Linked DNA regions of Mus musculus: region 2 is linked to region 1. A link is a contact called in ENCODE Hi-C or POLR2A ChIA-PET data. All regions are on one chromosome and are shown on one strand. Each heading gives the region's core, a stretch centred on a gene start or an enhancer-like site at or near the end of the contact. The rest is flanking DNA. Distances are from core to core; before and after follow the strand shown. Region 1 holds the start of Shisa7 (shisa family member 7). Region 2 holds the start of Nat14 (N-acetyltransferase 14).

Region 1 (4,315 bases), core at 1,118-3,617:
CTATTTTTCTCACACAGGACTGCTCAGACTCACAACAGCACTGATACTTGACACAGACCACAGAGCAGCTAAACTGCAGCCTCAAAGCAAGGGCACTCGGTGTCAGTCTGGTGATGCGCCTATACACCCTTCGAGAACATATGTGTGAGTGCGTGTGTGCGCGCACATACACATAATCACTCCACACGGACATATAAACATTTGTACATATTTTAACCATCAGTGTTCAAGGCTCATATGTTAAGGCATACCACAAACATTACATCTCTATACCAGCTCCCTGCACTGGGCTGGCGGGCAGGCAGGCAGGCGTCCTCGCTCATCCGAGCTCTGTCATGCAGCCCTATAGGTGCAATCACACTCTGGCCCAGCTGCGCAGAATCTGCAACTGGCATGTGAGAACTCCTGCCCCGCCCCCTCCCCGCCCCATCTCCTACTCCGCCCCAGCCCTACACCGCCCCCGACCTCTAGTTCTCACTCACAAGGCAATGTCCTCCTCCACAGCCTGAGGGGGTGGGTGGGAAAGGAGGCCCAAAACCCAGGTTCTTCCTTCGGTTGCACCTTGCTTGGTTCTCAAATCCAGCTCAGGACTTGAATGACACAAGGTGTTACAGAGAAAAAGAGCCAGCCTCGGAAAAGCAAGCCCCCAATAAGTCCTATCCCATCCCTGCCAGCTGGGGGTGGAGAATGCTGGCTAGGATGTCAGAAGTGGGCTGGGCTGGGTGGATCGGAGTGCCTCCCGAGGGTCCTTGCAGAGAACAGCAGCAGGTGGGGGGAGGCGTGGTGAGGACGCCTGAGAGCCGAGAAAGGGACGGAGGAACAGGATCCAGGAAGAGGGGAACGCAGACGAAAAGAGGAAGACAGAGATAGTCAGGGAAGAGACAGAAACCCGCAGAAGGTGGTACCAGAAGGATGGGTTAGTGATGGAAAGTAGACAGAGGCTGAGACACAGAGAGTAGGAGACCCAGAGAGAGAAACAGAGGCCCTGGGATTGGGAGGGGAAGTAAAAGACAGCGAGAGAAGTGAGATCTAGGGATGGGGAGGGCACAACCAATAAAGTCTAAAATGGCCCGAGTGGGGTCTGCAGGTGGCGGCTGAGGAGGTGGTGGTGGGGGCACAGATCAGGGAAGGGGGTAGGAGCATGTGGAAGGGGTTCCTAGGAATCTCAGGGATTAGGAAGTCGGTTTGAGGTGGGAATGCGGAAAGCAGGCAAGATTGGGGACCTGTAGAAGGAGGGAGAGGAGAGTAGCAGGTCCTGGCTACTGTGGCGCTGGGAAAGACCCCCAAATCCCTGCCTGCTAAGGATAGCGTGGATACCACATGCAGCGCTACTTTGTCTGGGCTGTCTGGGGTCCCTGCCTAGAGTCTCCGTCCATTCTCTTCTTAGGCCCCCTGCCTACGTGCAGCCGGCTGTCTTCTCTCTTTCTAACCTGGCTCTGCCGTCGGGTTTCTGTTCCTCTGCATCTCTGCGTCTGTCTAGGGCTCTGTCCGGATCTCTGTCTGGGCCCTCCATCCCCAACCTCCCCCGCCTGGATCTGTAGCCTCCTTGTAATTTCCACACCCAGTTCCTCTGTCAGGGGCTCTCTCAATCTCTGCTTGTCTGTCCCGGGATTCTGTCCCTTCTAAGTGTCTCATTCTCATCACTGCACTGTTCCCCGCCCTTTGAGCCCCTCACTCTTGAGCAGAGTGGGTGGGGGGCGCTGCGGAGGGAGCTGTGTGTTCCCAGCGCAAAATAGACTCCCGTTGCCATGGCGACGCGAGCGCGGCCTCGAGACGCAGGCTTCGGGCTGGGTGTGCGGAGGGGACACCTGGAACCGGAACGCGGGGGCCGGGGCTCCGACGCCCGTGTCCCAAGGGGCTCCGGAGGATGGATGGAACTCCTAGGTCCCCGGGGAGGGTGTACTGGGCTAGGTAACTTGTGGGAGGGGGCTGGGCTGCTAGGATCTGCGGCGGCGGTGGGTGAGTTTGATTGTCAATGGGGTTGGACTGGTCCTTGCATCTCTGGTGGACACGGGATGCCTTCAAAGGCCCCCAGGCTGGGGATGGAGTCTGCGAATCTCGGGTGAGGGTTTGACGCGGTGGAGGCGGAGGGGCGTCTGTAGAGTTTGAACACTCTGATCTCCAAGGGGCTGCAGAATTCTGCGTCTTGGGCGAGTAAGGACCACGGAGCAGCAACTGTCCATCCCATCCATTCACATACTTGTCCATTCCTCCCCATCCCTCTTTTTCCCCCGTGCCTCAGTTTACCCCTCCTCACCAGGTACGGATGCGCTCACCTCACTTTCCGGATGCGGGACCTTCAGGGAATCGGGGGTGGCAGCGTGGGGGCCAGCCAGGGTAGGCAGAGCGAGCGCGTGTCTGCCAGCCCGCGGGGCTGGGCGCGCGCGCGCTGATGGGGGTGGGGGCGGCAGGCTGCGTGGTGGGGACCCTGGCCGGCAGCTCTTTCTTTTGCAGATGCGCACCGGCCCCAGTGCAGATGTGGCCGCTGCCAGCCCTCGCCTGTGTCTCGCGCCGGCTTGGAGCTTGGAGAGGCGCCTCCCCCACCCCACCTGGAGGAGACCCCACTTTCTTCCTCCCACAGACCCTTGTAGCCCCCGTGATGCCCCCTAAACCCAATAATGGTTCGGTCCTCAGTCACATAAATGTTTATTCTCCGAGACAGGGTCCCAGTTGTGACATTTGTTCCCCCTCCTTTTCCCGCTTCGTGAAGTGGCCCGGGGCCCAGCCCCACCTCCACCTTTCTCTAAACCAATTCCCACCCAGCATCAAGGAATTTCATTTGCATTTCCGGGACCAGCTGCCCAATCGGAAGACAGAACCACGCCTCCTCTCCCACGGGGGCGGTTCTCCTGGCGGACTGCACCACTCTTGGGATCCATGGATGAAGGAAAAGTCATCCATCAACGTCTGGGTGACAAGGAGGGTGGGTGCTTCCTTCAAGTCAGGTCCTGGAGTTGGGCAACAGGGAGTTTTTCTTGCCTTGGAAGAAGCCTAACAGTCCGATGTCTGTGACTGGCTCCTTGAGGATCTTCTGAATCTGCAGGCAAAGGAGATGAGGAAGTGAAGAAGCCCTATCTCCGGAATAGAGAATCTGAGGAGCACCTCTTCATCTTGATCTCCCTTATTCTGACAGCATCGCTTCTCCAGTCAACTACTTCTTTTTCCTGTTTTCCAGGTGACCTCTCCCTCACACTTGCCTGGTTGAGCTGTTCCCCGCCATCTTGGTATGCTCTTGCCTTGGGACCACTAAGAGCAGATGGTTTGGGTTATCTTGTCTACCTCCATGTCCATCTTCTTCACTAGTCTCATCTTTCCTGGGTCATTCCTTTAGCTCTCAGCTCTCCCACACACAGACCCAACGAACTCATGAACTCTCAACGAATTTACACAACTCTCTCTTGGTGGAACAAGAATAATCAACCACATTACTGGCAATCAAACAGTCCAGCCAAGTTTATCTCCAGAAAATTATACCAAAAAATGCAAATCCTGCACCTCCACTTCTCTTCCCTGGTTAAACCCCACCACTGTTTATGGGATTTGTTGGTTTCCCTTCTTTGTCCCAGGCCACATAATGTAATCTTTTGACTATTCACCAATTTGATGGTGGCCAGCTCCTGTACTCTTTCTTTCTCAATGAAGCATAGTTGAGGTTTATTAAAGATATTTTAATATAGAGTTTAGGAACAAAGAGAGGTGCTTTTTCTCTTGCTTGTGGCCCCAGTAGTCTATGGAATTTCCTGGTAAGAAGATAAACACCAAAGCATGGATGTAGACTTCTCTAAAAGGGAGCTGACTCCTAACCTGCGCGCGCACGATCTGCGGCAGAGGACAGCACTCTCCCCACATGAGTTTTATTTCTTTGTTGATGTTGATTTGGTTGGGATAGAACCCAGGGCCTTGCCAAAGCTAGACAAGTACTCTGCAGACTGCGTGTGTGTGTGTGTGTGTGTGTGTGTGTGTGTGTACGTACATGTTTATGTGGGTATGTAAATGTATGTGAGAGAGAAAGAGACAATGGCTCGGTTATTGTGAAACGCCAAATCTTTCCTAAGACGTGGCCCAGGCTCCCTCCTCCCTCTCCTCCCCAACCTGACAGTATTGGCCACACTCAGCTACAATTATTGGACTGAGGGAAACACAGCCCTAGCTTCCTGGAAGCAGTATTCTCCTAGCAGCCTTAAGATGAAGATGTAGAACTCTCAGTTCCTCCTGCACCATGCCTGCCTGGATGCTGCCATGCTCCTGCCTTGATGATAATGGACTGAACCTCTGAACCTGTAAGCCAGCCCAATTAAATGTTGTTCTTTATAAG
Region 2 (4,315 bases), core at 1,259-3,758, 78 kb after region 1:
CTCCTCCACCTGCCCCGGTGGTTTCTGCAGAGCGGCCCTACAAATGTGCCGAGTGTGGGAAGGCCTTCAAGGGTTCTTCCGGGCTGCGCTACCACCTTCGGGACCACACAGGTGAGCGGCCCTACCAGTGTGGGGAGTGCGGCAAAGCCTTCAAACGCTCCTCCCTGCTGGCCATCCACCAGCGTGTGCACACAGGCCTGCGAGCCTTCACCTGCGGCCAGTGTGGCCTCACCTTCAAGTGGTCGTCCCACTATCAGTACCATCTGCGACTTCACTCGGGTGAGCGGCCCTATGCCTGCACTGAGTGTGGCAAAGCCTTCCGTAACACTTCGTGCCTGCGGCGCCACCGGCATGTGCACACCGGTGAGCGGCCCCACTCATGTAGTGTGTGTGGCAAGAGCTTCGCACAGACGTCCAACTTGCGGCAGCACCAGCGGGTGCACACGGGCGAGCGCCCCTTCCGTTGCCCGCTCTGCCCCAAGACCTTCACACACTCCTCCAACCTGCTGCTGCACCAGCGCACTCATTCTGCCGAGCGCCCTTTTGCCTGCCCCATTTGTGGCCGTGGCTTTGTTATGGCTGCCTACCTGCAGCGGCATCTGAGGACGCACACCCCAGCCACCACAACTTCGGGCACCACCGGCTCTGCTGTAGCATCGCAGCCCCCTGCCCCATTGGCTGCAGCTCCAACTCCACTGGCTGCTCAAGATGTTCACGTACTCCCTAACCTACAGGCCACACTTTCACTTGAAGTAGCTGGGGGAACAGCCCAGCCTACGCCCCCAGGCCCGGCTGCTCCCAGTTCTCAAACATTTCTCCTGGTACAGACTGCCCAGGGCCTCCAGCTGATTCCAAGCAGTGTCCAATCCCCTACTCCTCCACCCCCGCCTCCACCCCCTAAAGTCATTCTGCTGCCTCCTGCCAGTGCTGGAGGTCCGGGCAGTGGTGCTGCAAGGCCAGGCCCTCGGTCTGTTGGGAAAGCTGGACAGGGGACAGGGGTGGTGTGGTTTCCAGGCCCAGGTGGTCTGGGGCTGCAAGGAGGGGCCAATGCAGGGGCTAGCGGGGGAGGGCAGAGCCTCATTGTTCTGCAGAATGTAGGGAGTGGGGAGACAGGACCACAGGAAGTGAGTGGGGTCCAGCTTCAGCCAGCACAGGAAGTGGCCACGGTACAACTACAGCCTGCACAGGAAGTGACTACAGTCCAGCTACAACCAGCACAGGAGGTGACTACGGTCCAGCTCCAGCCCCTGACAGGCCAAGTCTCCAATTCTAATGGAGGAGCTGGCACTACAGAAGCTCCAAACCTGCTGCTGGTTCAGAGTGGGGCAACTGAAGAGTTGCTGACCGGCCCTGGGCCCGGGGAAGTGGGAGACAGTGAGGCCGGTGCTGGTGTGGTCCAGGACGTCCTGTTTGAGACACTGCAGACAGATGAGGGGCTGCAGAGTGTGCTGGTGCTGAGTGGGGCGGATGGTGAGCAGACTAGGCTCTGCGTGCAGGAGGTGGAAACGCTTTCCCCCGGTCTGGCGGAGCCAGCGGCCACTGGCCCATCAGGACAGAAACTCCTTATCATTCGTAGCGCCCCAGCTACTGATCTGCTAGAAAATAGCAGCGTTGCAGGAGGCACCACAACACTGCAACTCCTGGCCCCGTCAGCACCTGGCCCGGTCTCTGCCCCTGTGGGGGTGCCCGTAGCTCCCCCGTCCCAGATGGTACAAGTGGTCCCCGCAGTGGCTGGACCAGGGGTCATGGCTCCCCAGAACTTGCCCTCCATCCAGATTGTGCAGACTCTTCCTGCAGTCCAACTGGTACACACGTTTTGAAGAGACCCCCTCCCCGCAATTAACTGTTCTCCTCAGCTGGGCTGGGGTCAGCCCCAGAGTCAGGGGGGCTGCTGGCTGGACTTGCTAATAAAGACCCAGAATCTCTTCCTGGTTTTGTTTTCATGGGGGAGGTATAGTCATGGGCATAGCCCCTGCTTCAGACCTGGAAGTCTTCATTCTTGCTTCCCGGATCTGAGGTGACTTGCTTTGTACTTGGAGGGCTAAATGCTTCTCCGGGGTGGGGTCCAGCTCCCCCATCCTTTAAACTGTTAAGGCTTTTACTGTGCTGGGGGTGGGAGGGCGGGTACACTTGCAGAGGACAGAGAGACAGTGGGAGTCAGTCATGTGGGTTTCCTTTTGGCAAGCTCTCTTACTCCCTGAGCTATTTCTCTGGTCCTTTCCCAACCTTTGTATGTATTCGTCTGTAGTTGTACTTATAGCAGGGAGGGTTAGGGATCAATTTCTGGATTTTCCACTTCTTTCCTATAAACCACCCTTACCTCACCTGAAAGGTAGGTAGAGGAATATTATTAATTCAAACGATACCCCAGGTGCCTCCGGGTTGAGAATAAGGTCTCAGCTGATGGGGATGCTTGATGCTACCCCTCATCCCTTCCCTCAAAGACCCAAGCGCCAATGAGATTAGGTTCACAAGCAACGCCTCCTCTTCCTGATGCTCAGGTCGCTTAGCAACGAAGGACCAGCAAGAAAGGAGCTGTGCTAATCCTCCCAGGCAGGCCGGGTAAGAAACCCTCTCTGTCCCCCACTCCCATCCCCCCTTCTCCAAGGTTCTCCCACTGGCCTCCAGCAGGTCACAGCTCTTCCCTCGTCCTCGCAGTTTCCTCCATTACTCCCAACCCCTGCCCCATAGTGGGGGAAGCTTGGCAACAGTTGCTAAGGTGCCGGTCTTGCCTCCAGTCGGGAGCGTGGACGTCACTTCCGGTGGTGACCCTCTCCTGCCCCTGCCCCCCTTCTCCCTTACTGTCAAGGGATTCGAGCAACCCCGTGGAGGTGCCTTTCAGGGCCCTGTTTCTGCTATGTGGGGTGGGACCACTTCAGGAGACCGGCTGCTGGAGTTTGGATAGGGGATGAGTTTACAGGCAGATCAATGAATGTCTTCTCCGGAGTGGGGGACGATTCGGGACGATTTTCAGAGCCCCACTGGGTATGGAGGCACCTGGCCTGCCACTGTGACAGTCTTCTTTGGCAATGCTCTAGGGTCCTTGGCGATCTGGGAAACACTGCGGCCCATCCCTCCCAGGGCTCTTAGAACTCAGGTGCCCACCTAACACCAACCTACTTGTTTTCAGCAGGTGTACAACGTCAGCTCCCTTGGGGAGGGGCCTGCCTGGGGGCTACCATGGCCCCTAACCACCTGTCAGTGCGGGAAATGAGGGAAGATGAGAAGCCCCTGGTGCTGGAGATGCTGAAGGTGAGAGGCCGGCAGGGGCACCAGTGAGCATGCGCAGCTTCTTAGGGCCATTCAAAGTGGGTTCCATCAGCCCCGCCCACCTGCCTGAGCTCCGGGGGTCCTGGGGGAGGGGATTTTCGCCTCAGCTGTTTTTAATTGGTCTCTTTTCTCTACTGCCTTCTCCCTACTTAAACCTCAGCTGCCATTTTTAAAAAAGCAATTGAAAGGGTGTAGGGGCTGGGTGTTCAGGTCTCTTGACCTCCATTCAGCCCCACTTACCAGTCCCAAAATGAGGGCTACTGAGACACACACACACCCCAGACCTTCCAGCGAAGAGCCCATGTCTTCACTTTGCCTATCCTGTTCAGTCTCCTTTGGTGCGTTACCTTAGCATGCCATCCGGACTCATGGGCCTCAGGTCCTAAATCAGTTCATTTCATTCGGGCAAACCGCATTCATTCGCTCAGCCCTTAACACCCAATGGGCCAGACTGGGACCACCCCATCCGCTGGCTTCTCTTCTCACTTGAGAAGAGAAATCCTTCCTCGGAAGTTCTTATGTGATGAATGGCTGAGCCTCTACTCCCACCCACAGGCTGGTGTAAAAGACACGGAAAACCGTGTGGCCCTCCACGCTCTGACACGACCTCCAGCCCTTCTCCTCCTGGCTGCAGCCAGCAGCGGACTGCGCTTCATCCTGGCCTCCTTCGCCCTGGCCCTCCTGCTGCCCGTGTTTCTGGCTGTAGCCGCTGTGAAGCTGGGTTTGCGAGCCCGATGGGGCTCTCTGCCTCCACCAGGCGGCCTGGGAGGGCCCTGGGTGGCTGTCCGTGGCTCCGGCGATGTGTGTGGAGTCCTGGCTCTGGCCCCTGGTGCCAACGTGGGGGATGGAGCCCGAGTCACCCGCCTCTCTGTCTCTCGATGGCACCGTCGCAGGGGCGTGGGCAGAAGGCTGCTGGCCTTTGCCGAGGCTCGAGCCCGAGCATGGGCTGGAAGTATGGGGGAGCCTCGGGCCCGGCTCGTGGTCCCAGTGGCTGTAGCCGCTTGGGGGGTGGCAGGGTTATTGGAGGCCTGTGGCTACCAGGCAG

The links. A loop is a pair of places that touch in the nucleus more often than their neighbours do. ChIA-PET counts read pairs that join two places held with the same protein, here RNA polymerase II (POLR2A).
Region 2: a loop to region 1 is called in a map of left cerebral cortex, with 3 times the contacts of the local background. The contact joins the promoter of Nat14 here to the promoter of Shisa7 in region 1. A Hi-C loop is called at or near these places in 5 of 37 maps with a recorded cell type or tissue (all left cerebral cortex). POLR2A ChIA-PET finds 5 or more read pairs at or near these places in 3 of 5 experiments (all embryonic stem cell).

What each region holds. Positions count from the first base shown.
Region 1 is chr7:4,842,329-4,846,643 of GRCm38, forward strand. Shisa7 (shisa family member 7) reads right to left here and starts at 2,368. Exons shown (of 6, transcript NM_172737.4): 1 at 2,277-2,368. It overlaps Isoc2b (isochorismatase domain containing 2b), which reads right to left. Exons shown (of 6, transcript NM_026158.2): 6 at 2,632-3,037. The coding sequence ends at 2,942. Gm36127 (a long non-coding RNA gene) reads left to right here. Exons shown (of 2, transcript XR_881804.2): 2 at 2,455-2,657.
Region 2 is chr7:4,920,078-4,924,392 of GRCm38, forward strand. It overlaps Nat14 (N-acetyltransferase 14), which reads left to right and starts at 2,509. Exons shown (of 3, transcript NM_001358881.1): 1 at 2,509-2,562; 2 at 3,131-3,252; 3 at 3,826-4,315. The coding sequence starts at 3,181. It overlaps Zfp628 (zinc finger protein 628), which reads left to right. Exons shown (of 3, transcript NM_170759.2): 3 at 1-1,926. The coding sequence ends at 1,820.